Regions from separate parts of the Homo sapiens genome. Here region 1 is linked to region 2. Evidence: read pairs that join two places in POLR2A ChIA-PET (ENCODE). Cell type or tissue: OCI-LY7. All regions are shown on one strand. Each heading gives the region's core, and the rest is flanking DNA. Links, peaks and the distances in the headings are about the cores only. Region 1 has its middle 22 kb from the start of LINC01348. Region 2 has its middle 8.2 kb from the start of LINC02971.

The links. ChIA-PET counts read pairs that join two places held together with the same protein. Peaks named below come from ENCODE experiments on the same cell type or tissue, not always from the same donor. Only the 100,000 strongest peaks of a DNase experiment are listed, where the experiment ranks them.
Region 1: POLR2A ChIA-PET joins it to region 2 with 10 read pairs; 5 of 35 experiments call an interaction of 5 or more read pairs at or near these places.

What each region holds. Positions count from the first base shown.
Region 1 is chr1:235,045,489-235,050,866 of GRCh38, forward strand. No RefSeq gene overlaps it. Among named protein-coding and RNA genes, the nearest start is that of LINC01348, 22 kb to the right of the region's middle. RefSeq lists enhancers at 1,891-1,940, 2,654-2,948. In OCI-LY7, for the core only: no CTCF peak of the experiment used is centred there; a DNase peak (open chromatin) is centred at 2,193; H3K4me3 peaks cover 496 bases.
Region 2 is chr1:234,946,351-234,951,728 of GRCh38, forward strand. No RefSeq gene overlaps it. Among named protein-coding and RNA genes, the nearest start is that of LINC02971, 8.2 kb to the right of the region's middle. In OCI-LY7, for the core only: no CTCF peak of the experiment used is centred there; no DNase peak of the experiment used is centred there.

The DNA.
Region 1 (5,378 bases), core at 233-5,232, 99 kb after region 2:
GTCACGTTGCAGCATCTCCATCACCAGCCACCCACTGGCAGGTCCTTGGGCTGTGTGAGAAGGGGACGAGATCAGCGTCCAGGGTAGAGCCCAGAGGGAACCACAGGCAGCCCCTCTGCTCACAAGAGGGGCCCATGCTCCCCACAAATGAGGCACCCCGTGGCTGGGGCACCAGGCTCATCAGGCAGATTTCAGCCCTCACAGTTTGCACAGCCTTAGAGCCCACACAGCCCTGGACAGCATCAACCACTATGAACTCCACAGCAAAGGTAGCAGAGTGTTCAAAGTGATGCTTTGGGTTCCAAGCTACTTTCAATGGGACGGGAAATAGTCTAGAACCTGATCCACAACCTGTGAGCCTTCTCACCATCCCCACCAAAAAATATAAAGAGTGGGCCAGTTGAGAGACATGATTTTGAAGAGAAGATTGCCTGAGGGGTGTCTCTGTGGAGAAAGCTGTGCTTCCTGAAGGGAAGTGGGGGCCTCCCCTCACCTCAAATTCGTGGGTTTCCACAAAGCTTCTCAGAGAGCTCACCCTGGGATTCCCTCTCACTGATGGCAGAGAAGGCCAGAGCCCTTACCATCCAGGAAATCCAGACGGTGGGTGTCAGGCTGCAGGAGGCTGATGAAAGCCCCAACCGTGTCAGGCCTAACCCCTGGAGCCTATAAATGTGGCCTTATTTGGAAAGAGGGTCTTTGCCAATGTGATTAAATGAAGGATCTCTGGATGGGGAGATTATCCGGGATTAGCCCTAAATGAGATTACATGAACCCTAAATGCAGTTAGCCATTTCCCTACAAGAGAGGGGTAAAGGGAGGTTTGCCCAATGCAGAGGAGACGGTGATGTGACGCAGAGGTGGGGACTGAGTGATGCGGCCACAGGCCAAAGGTTGTCGGCAGACACCACGAGCCGGAATCAGCAAGCTGGGGATTCTCTCGACAGCCGCGGAAGGAGCAGGGCTGTGCCCACACCTTGATTTCAGCCCCCTGATCGTGGTTTTAGACTTCCGTCCTCCAGGACTGTGAAAGAATAAATTTCTGTGTTAAGCATCGTAATTTGTCGTAATTTGTTAGAGAACCACAGGGAACTAATGTACAGGATGACTACTGCCTGCTTTTTAAATTATTTTATTTATTTATTTATTTATTTATGAGACAGAGTTTCACTCTTGTTGCCCATGCTGGAGTGCAATGGCACAATCTCGGCTCACTGCAACCTCTGCCTCCTGGGTTCAGGCAATTCTCCTGCCTCAGCCTCCTGGGTTCGAGCAATTCTCCTGCCTCAGCCTCCCAAGTAGTTGGGATTACAGGCATGTGCCACCACACCCAGCTAATATTGTATTTTAGTAGAGATGGAGTTTCACCATGTTGATCACGCTGGTCTCGAAATCCTGACCTTAGGTGATCCACAAGCCTCAGCCTCCCAAAGTGCTGGGATTTTGGGCATGAGCCACCACACCTGGTCCTGCCTGGTTTTTTTAAATAAATTTTTGTGTGTGTGGACTGGGCACAGTGGCTCAAGGCTGTAATCTCAGCACTTTGGGAGGCAGAGGCAGGCTGATCACTTGAGGTCAGGAGTTCAAGACCAGCCTGGCCAACATGGCAAAACCCCATCTCCACTAAAAGTACAAAAATTAGCTGGGCATGGTGGCGTATGCCTGTAATCCCAGCTACTCAGGAGGCTGAGGTAAGAGGATTGCTTGAACCCAGGAGGTGGAGGTTGCAGTGAGCTGAGATCGCACCGCTGTACTCCAGCCTGGGCAACAGAGTGAGACTCCGTCTCAAAAATAATAATATTTATTTTTGTAATGACATGGGGTCTCACTATGTTGCTGATCTTGAACTCTCGGCCTCAAGTGATCCTCCCTCCTCAGCTTCCCGAAGTGCTGGGTTTACAGGAGTGAGCCACCATGTCTGGCCCTGCCTGCTTTGATGCCAGAACCAGGAGCATGCAGTGGGTTGGGGTTGGCCTCCCTCCCAGAGCTTGCGGGGGCAAGCCACACAAGAGGGTCAGAACCAGCTGAAGCCACACAGAGAGGTAACCAGCATGAGGTCTGCTAGGGGCCTGACCTATAAGACCACCTGGAGGGGCAGAAACCCTAGCAGCAAAAAGCTCGAGGTAAACCCAAGGGACCAAAGCAAAGAGTCTCAAATGATCACCAATAAGAGACTCCAGGAAGTGCAGACCCACATGGGAGCCCCGGCAGGAGAGAGGGCAGCTTTCAACCACAGCCAGACCCAAAGGATGCACAGCAAGCTGCCCATGCACCTACTCGGGTGAGAGCTGTCCTGGGCCCTAAAACCCCTCACCCAGCTCCAACCTTGGGAGAAGGGGCACAAGGAGCCACAGGAAAGGACAGAAGCCAGCCTCATCCCTTTCCCATGCAGACTTCCAGCCCTAAGCAGCCTCAGCTGGAGCAAGAAGAATGGTTTGAAGTTTTGACTAATATCTTGGCCTGGACATTGAAATTCCAAATGGAGACTGGTTTTTTTTGTTTGTTTTGTTTTGTTTTGTTTTGTTTCCATTTAAAGCAACCATCAGACAGACTATTTCCTAAGAGGAGCAGAAAAGTCCAAGCCTGCCAGGGTCTGGGAACATGAATCCGGCTGAATAAACTTCAGAGGGGCAGCACAGGACAAAAGCTAAAGTCGCCTTCCAATTGCATTGCAAGCTGTGCTCGTTCCACACACCGGTTGCACACAGGCTGGTGAAAACATCTTCAGTGGAACTGAGAGGAGCCAAGTTCCCGTGAAAGGAAAACATGCAAATCTGTTTTCAGTATCACTTTTAAGCTTCCTGAGTGGAGTCTTTGGCCTGGAATGACTCGCATTGACGTCAGCCCGAGGCAGCCATATCGCAGCAGCTGCCATCCCTTCCTCACCCGCGGCCTCCGGGGCAGAAGACACACTGGTTTTGTTTCATGGGAGATTAAAAACAGTTGCTGCTGTATCCATAATTCACAACCCCTGTGATCACCGGGGCCAGGAATACTGAGCAAAAAGCACAAGGCGTCCACATTAAAACCAAGGGCAGCCGGGCGCAGTGGCTCACCCCTGTAATCCCAGCACTTTGGGAGGCCAAGGCGGGCGGATCGCCTGAAGTCAGGAGTTCAAGACTGGCCTGGTCAACATGACGAAAACCCTGCCTCTACTAAAAATACAAAAAAATTAGCTGGGCGTGGTGGCTCATGTCTTTAGTCCCAGCTACTTGGGAGGCTGAAACACAAGAATCGCTTGAACCCAGGAAGCGGAGGTTGCAGTGAGCCGACATCATGCCATTGCACTCTGGCTTAGGTGACAGAGTGAGACTCTGTCTCCAAAAAAAAAAAAAAAAAAAAAAAAACACCAGGCCTGGTGCGGTGGCTCATGCCTGTAATCCCAGCATTTTGGGAGGCCGAGGCAGGCAGATCACCTGAGATCAGGAGTTCAAGACCAGCTTGGCCAACATGGCAAAACCTATCTCTACTAAAAGTACAAAAATTAGCTGGGCGTGGTGGTGGTGGGTGCCTATAATTCCAGCTACTCAGGAGGCTGAGGCAGGAGAATCGCTTGAACCCAGGAGGCGGAGGTTGCAGTGAGCCAAGATCGCGCCACTACACTCCAGCCTGGGCGACAAGAGCGAGACTCTGTCTGAAAAAAAAAAAAAAACAAGGGGAGACCCATAAAAAAGATGCCAGAGATGGGGATCATGGTCAGCTGGGACCCCGCCCAGGGCACTACACGCTTGCTGGTTCTCCTGAGCCTCAAGGCGATGGGATCTACACCACACATCTGAGGCTCTGATAAACTGCTGGAAACATGGGCTTATGCATGATGCTGCTTTGTTTTACGGCACTCTGTGAGGGAGACAGGGCAGGTACCCCACAGCCCGGAATGGACTCCTCTTGCCTCTGGTCTCCTACCAGAGCAGCAGTCCCCCAGGAGGAGAAAACAAGCTCCTTCCCAGGGCTGCACTGGGGCTGGTGGCAATGGTGGCAGTGTCGATGGTCATGTGGCCTGCCTTGCACTGGTGGCCAGGACCCTGACTCTACTTTGAATCTTCTGGTTCCTTCCAGCATCCAGGACAAGGCCCTGGCAGTAAAGCCCAGCTCCACACGGCTCCTGCAGCATGGAGCTGGTTCTCCTCCAAAAGTCCTGAGAGATGTATCATTTATCAAGCTGGTAGATAATTCTGCCCCTTTCTGTAGTGCCTCTCAGACATATCCCATAGGTAATTGTTGCTTGAAGCCTCTATTAAAATGTGAGGCGACAGAAGCCAGTAGACTGTGTATCCCTTTCCTTCGTTTACTCTCAGGTTAAAATGGTCTTTCTGACTAAGCCAGTGATTGGGGCATAAGGGAAGGAATGTGAGTGTGGGGAAAGGGAGGTGGGGGAGAGGGCTGGTGTGCACTGCTGCACTCCCTGTGGTTTTGAGATCCTTCAAATAGAAGCTGTGAATATGTGGCTGGGTGCAGCGGCTCATGCCTGTAATCCCAGCGCTTTGGGAGGCCGAGGCGGGCGGATCACTTGAGGTCAGCAGTTCAAGACCAGACTGGCCAACATGGTGAAACCCTGTCTCTACTAAAAGTACAAAAATTAGGTGTGGTGGCGGGTGCTTGTGATCCCAGCTACTCGGGAGGCCGAGGCAGGAGATTTGCTTAAACCCAGGAGACGGTGTTGCAGTCAGCCGAGATCACACCACTGCATTCCAGCCTGGGCAACAGAGCGAGAGACTTTGTCTCAAAAAAAAAAAAAAAAAAAGCCAGGTACAGTAGCTCACGCCTGCAATCCTAGCACTTTAGGAGGCCAAGGCGAGTGGATCACCTGAGGTCAGGAATTCGAGACCAGCCTGGCCAACGTGGCGAAACTCCGTCTCTAGTAAAAATACAAAAATTAGGCTGGGCGCGGTGGCTCATGCCTGTAATCCCAGCACTTTGGGAGTCCGAGGCGGGCGGATCACGAGGTCAGGAGATCGAGACCATCCTGGCTAACACGGTGAAACCCCGTCTCTACTAAAAATACAAAAAAAAATTAGCCAGGCACAGTGGCGGGCGCCTGTAGTCCCAGCTATTCTGGAGGCTGAGGCAGGAGAATGGCGTGAACCTGGGAGGTAGAGCTTGCAGTGAGCCGAGATCGCGCCACTGCACTCCAGCCTGGGCGACAGAGTAAGACTCCGTCTCTAAAAAAAAAAAAATATATTAGCTGGACGTGTTGGCATGCACCTGTAATCCCAGCTACTCAGGAGGCTGAGGCAGGAGAATGGCCTGAACCCAGGGGGGCGGAGGCTGCAGTGAGCCTAGATCATGCCATTGCACTCCAGTCTGGGCGACAAGAGTGAAACTCCATCTTAAAAAAAATAAAAAAATAGAAGCTGTAAACATATGGCTGTGCCTCAGGA
Region 2 (5,378 bases), core at 54-5,053:
ACCGCCACAAAAATGAAAAATAAAACATTATAAATTTCCTCTTGCATCTCTTCTTTTTTTATCTTCCCCCTTCACTCTTCTCTATGTAAACTCGTTCTGGCCAAGTGAATCAATCAAGTTGGGAACACTGATTTGAGCAGACTTGTCAATATTACTCTGGGAAAAAAAGGAGTCGATAAACTGTTCTGGCAAGAGTCGTCACCAAAAATAGTACTACATAGGCTTGTGATTGGAAAGAATAGCAAGGTTTAGGAAAACGTGTTTGTTGGTTGTATTTGTTTGTATAGGGGGTAGTTGAACGTGTTTGTAGAAGGCTCTAGTGTTAAACGAGAGATTGAAGATGCGTTATGATTCTAGACAAGTATGGAGAGAAAGGAGACCAAACCACACCTATAAGGGCTGGCTTTAGAGAGAAGAAGGGGCATTTCTTTCCCTGAAATGTCCATGAAATACAAAAGAAAGAAGGCTGACAATGATGTGAAATTAGAGGCAGACAACCATAGCAGCTAGGTAATTCATACCAATCTTCCCAATAAGGACAAACATACAAGCTGCATTAAATATAGGGATTATCTTTCTGGAAGCATCAGATAGCTAACACAAGAGTGAAGAGTTAGCAAGCCAGAGACCAGGAAAAATGGAGGCCCAGGAGGTAAACCCACAGTCTGAAGCCACTCTTCTCCTCATTGTTAGCCAAGGTCAGGTCACACAGCAGAGAGGACGAGAGTCTGAGCAACACTTTACACAGCATCATATGGTTAGAGGATCTGATACTGGGGTCCAGGGCCCACCAAGGTGAGTGTCCCAGGAAAATCCTTATCTTTGGGATGTGACCCTAAAGGACTGTACTGTAGGAGTAAATATTATCCAGAAATAGCCCGGCCTTTGCAGACATTGCAGCTCACCTTCAAATCATTTCAATCCATGAAATTGGATTAAATTAATCTCAGGGTACTCTTGGCCCCAGACTCCTGACAAAAGCAAAGTAAGTCCTCTCTGGAGGAAGATAAGATCATCCTAGGTCTCAAATAATTTCCACAATTAATTTTATAGCTATGCTCACTATAACAGCAAAAATAACTAAATAAGAGGAAAAGATAATAAACATAAAAACCAGCATAACAATGGAAAATAGAACAATGGACACTCAGAGAGTCTCCAGATATTCTAGAAACAGAAATTCTAGAAAGGAAAAAATATTATTATATTTATTATATTATATTATGTTATATTATTATATGTTATATTATATTATATATTATACATTGTATTCATTATTATATTATATTAAATTTAATAAGTCACAGGTGTGTTTTATAACAGATTAGACAAAGCTGAAGTAAATTGGATGTTGGATCAGAAGAAAATATTTGGAATGAAGCATGAAGGAATAAAAGAATGAAAAAGACAAAAAAGTTAAGAGTGATAAATAATAGAGTAAGAATACCTAGTACACATGTTATTGGAATTCTGGAAAGATAGAAGAGAAAATGGGAAAGAAGAAATATTTGAAAAGATAATAACTGAGATTTTTTCCAAAGCAAATTAAACACATAAAGCTACAGATTCAAGAAGTCCATAAAATCTCCAAGAATTATAGGGAAATACACCTAGGTACATTATAGTAAAATTGCTGAAAACCAGAGGAAAAAGAAATATCTTAAAAGAAGCCATAAAATAAAAGACAGATCACTGTCAAAGGAGCAACAATTAGACAGACAGCTGATTTCTCAAGAGAAACAAGGAAATCCAGAAAAATAATGGAATACCCTTAACATACTAAAAGTAAATAACTGCCAACCTAGAATTTTATGCCCTCCAAAAATATCCTTCAAGTATAAAGATGAATTAAAGATAACAAACCAAAACATAATTATTTGTCACTCACAATAAAGGAAATATTAAAGAATATTCTTCAGGCCCAAGGAAAATAGTCCCAGATGGAAAGTCAGAGATGCAAGAAGGAAAGTATTACATTAAAAACAGCAAGTATTAAAATATAGGTAAATATAAATTGAGAGTGACTATACAAAAAATTTAAAATGTTGTTGTATTTGAAATATGTATTTCTCGGCCGGGCACAGTGGCTCATGCCTGTAATCCCGGCACTTTGGGAGGCCGAGGCAGGCAGATCACCTGAGGTCAGGAGTTCGAGACCAGCCTAACCAACATGGAGAAACCCTGTCTCTACTAAAAATACAAAATTAACCAGGCATGGTAGCACATGCCTGTAATTCCAGCTACTCGGGAGGCTGAGGCAAGAGAATCGCTTGAACCCAGGAGTCAGAGGTTGCAGTGAGCCGAGACTGCACCATCGCACTCCAGCCTGGGCAACAAGAGCGAACTCCATCTCAAAAAAAAAAAAAAAAAAAAAAAAAAAAAAAATTGGCCAGGCGCGGTGGCTCACACCTGTAATCCCAGCACTTTTGGAGGCTGAGACGGGCTGATAACGAGGTCAGGAGATCGAGACCATCCTGGCTAACATGGTGAAACCCTGTCTCTACTAAAAATACAAAAAAAAACTAGCAGGGCATGGTGGCAGGCGCCTGTCATCCCAGCTACTCGGGAGGCTGAGGCAGGAGAATGGTGTGAACCCAGGAGGCGGAGCTTGCAGTGAGCCGAGATCACGCCACTGCACTCCAGCCTGGGCGACAGAGCGAGACTCCGCCTCAAAAAATAAATAAATTAATTAATTAAATATATATATATATATATAGCTTAAAATACATGACAATAATAATACAAAATTGGGGACAGGAGTAGAGTTAGGGTGTTTCAGAGTTCTTGAAATGCCTGAAAAGAGCATGAAGCTCTTTTCAATTAATATAAGACAAGAAGGAATACTGTGATCTTGGGGCTTATCACCAAAAGAAGAGTAAAAAGGATATATAATTTCCAAGATAATAGAGGAAGGAAATGGAATATTAAAAAAATAGTCATCCAAAATAAGCAATAAAACGAGAGAAAGATGAACATAGAGTATAACTAGGACAAATAGAAAGCACACAACAACATGGGAGATCTAAATCCAAATATATTAGGGATTAGGCCAGGCACAGTGGCTCACGCCTGTAATCTCAGCACTTGGAAGGCAAAGGCCAGCAGACTGCCTGAGCTCAGGAATTCAAAACCAGCCTGGGCAAGAGGGTGAAACCCCATCTCTACAATAAATACAAAATTAGCCAGGCATGGTGGCACACGCCTGTAGTCCCAGCTGCTTGAGAGGCTGAAGCGGGAAGATCTCTTGGGCCTAGGAGGTCGAGGCTATAGTGAGCCATGTTCACACCACTACACTTGAGCCTGGATGACAAAGCTAAATCCTGTCTCCCCACCAAAAAAGGAAATCGGGAATTACATTAAATATAAATGGACTAAATGGTCCAATTAAAAGACAAAGATTGCCAGATGATTAATGTTTTCAATTGTATAGTGTTTACAGAAGATTACATTAAGGATATAAAATGGGCTGGGCATGGTGGCTCATGCCTGTAATCCTAGCACTTTGTGAGGCTGAGGCGGGTGGATCACTTGAGGCCAGGAGTTCAAGACTAGCCTGGCCAACATGGTGAAACCCCGTCTCTACCAAAAATACAAAAATTAGTCAGGCGTGGTGGCAGGCACCTGTAATCTCAGCTACTCAGGAGGCTGAGGCAGGAGAATTGCTTGAACCCTGGAGGTGGAGGTTGCAGTGAGCTGAAATTGAGGTGAACCAAAAAAAAAAAGCTGGGGGGGATACAAAATGGATAAAAGTAAAGGTATGGAAAATATATACCATACTAATCCAAAAAAGATTGGACTATCTATATTATTAATTATCAAACAAAATAGAATTTAAAGCAGAAAGCATTACTAGAGATAAAGAAGGGGCTGTCTTAATAACAAGATTTTCAATTTCCCAGGAAGTTATAATGTTATGAAATTATTATTATTATTATTATTATTATTATTATTATTATTATTATTTGAGATGGAGTCTCACTCTGTTGCCCAGGCTGGAGTGCGGTGGCACGATCTCGGCTCCTCTACCTCCCAGGTTCAAGCGATTCTCCTGCCCCAGCCTCCCAAGTAGCTGGGATTACAGGCGTGGACCATCAAACCTGGATAATTTTTGTATTTTTGGTAGACAAGAGTTTTACCATGTTGGCCAGGCTGGTCTTGAACTCCTGACCTCAGAGGATCCACCTGCCTCAGCCTCCCAAAGTGCTGGGATTACAGGCATGAGCCACCATGCCCAGCCAATATTATAAAATTATATACACCTAATACCTCAAAATACATGAAGCAAAAAGCAACATATCTACATCTAGACAAATCCACAATCATTATGGTAGAATTTAACACACTTCTGTCAATATTTAACAGAACAAGCAGACAAGTCAGTAAGGATATAAAAGATTCAAACAGCACAGTCAGCAACTATAACCTAATGGACATATATAGAATACTGAGCTCACAACTACAAGTGTACATTATTTTCAAACACACAAGAAACAATTTCAAAAATCAACCATATGCTGAGTCATAAAGCATGTCTTGGCAAATCTCAAATGACTGAAATTATACAAAATACACTTTTTAAATACATTGCAAGTAAGCTAAAAAACCAATAACAAAAATGATGATTAGAAAACTCCCCTTTTTTTTTTTTTTTTTTTTTTGAGATGGAGTCTCACTCTGTTGCCCGGGCTGGAGTGCAGTGGTGCAATCTCGGCTCACTGCAACCTCCGTCTCCCTGGTTCAAGCGATTCTCCTGCCTCAACCTCCCAAGTAGCTGGAATTACAGACACGTGCCACCACGCCCAGCTAACTTTTGTATTTTTAGTAGAGATGCGGTTTCACCATGTTGGTCAGGCCAGTCTTAAACTCCTGACCTCAGGTGATCCACCGGCCTTGGCCTCCCAAAGTGCTGGGATTATAGGCGTGAGCCACTGCGCCCGGCCCCATATATTTGAAAATGCAGATGTACATCTAAATTACCCAAGAAAACAATTGAAATAACATTTTAACATATTTTAATAGAATGATAATAAAAATATTGAATGCTGAAAGTCATGGGATAAGGTTAAAGCTATGATTAGATGAATATTTATAACTATAATTGCATATATTGATTATAGGAAAGGTTTAAAATTAATGAACTAAGCAGTCATCTCAAGAAATTAGAAAAAGTACAGAAAATTAAACCCAAAGAAAGAGAAAAGAAGAATTTAATGCACTAAAAAACAAATATAAAATATGAAATATAGATGGTTCCCAACTTACAGTGGTTCAACTTACGATTTTATCACTCCAATAATATGAAAGCAATATGCATGCAGTATGCTCCTCAACTTACATTGGAATTATGTCCAGATAAACCCATTCTAAGTTGAAAATAT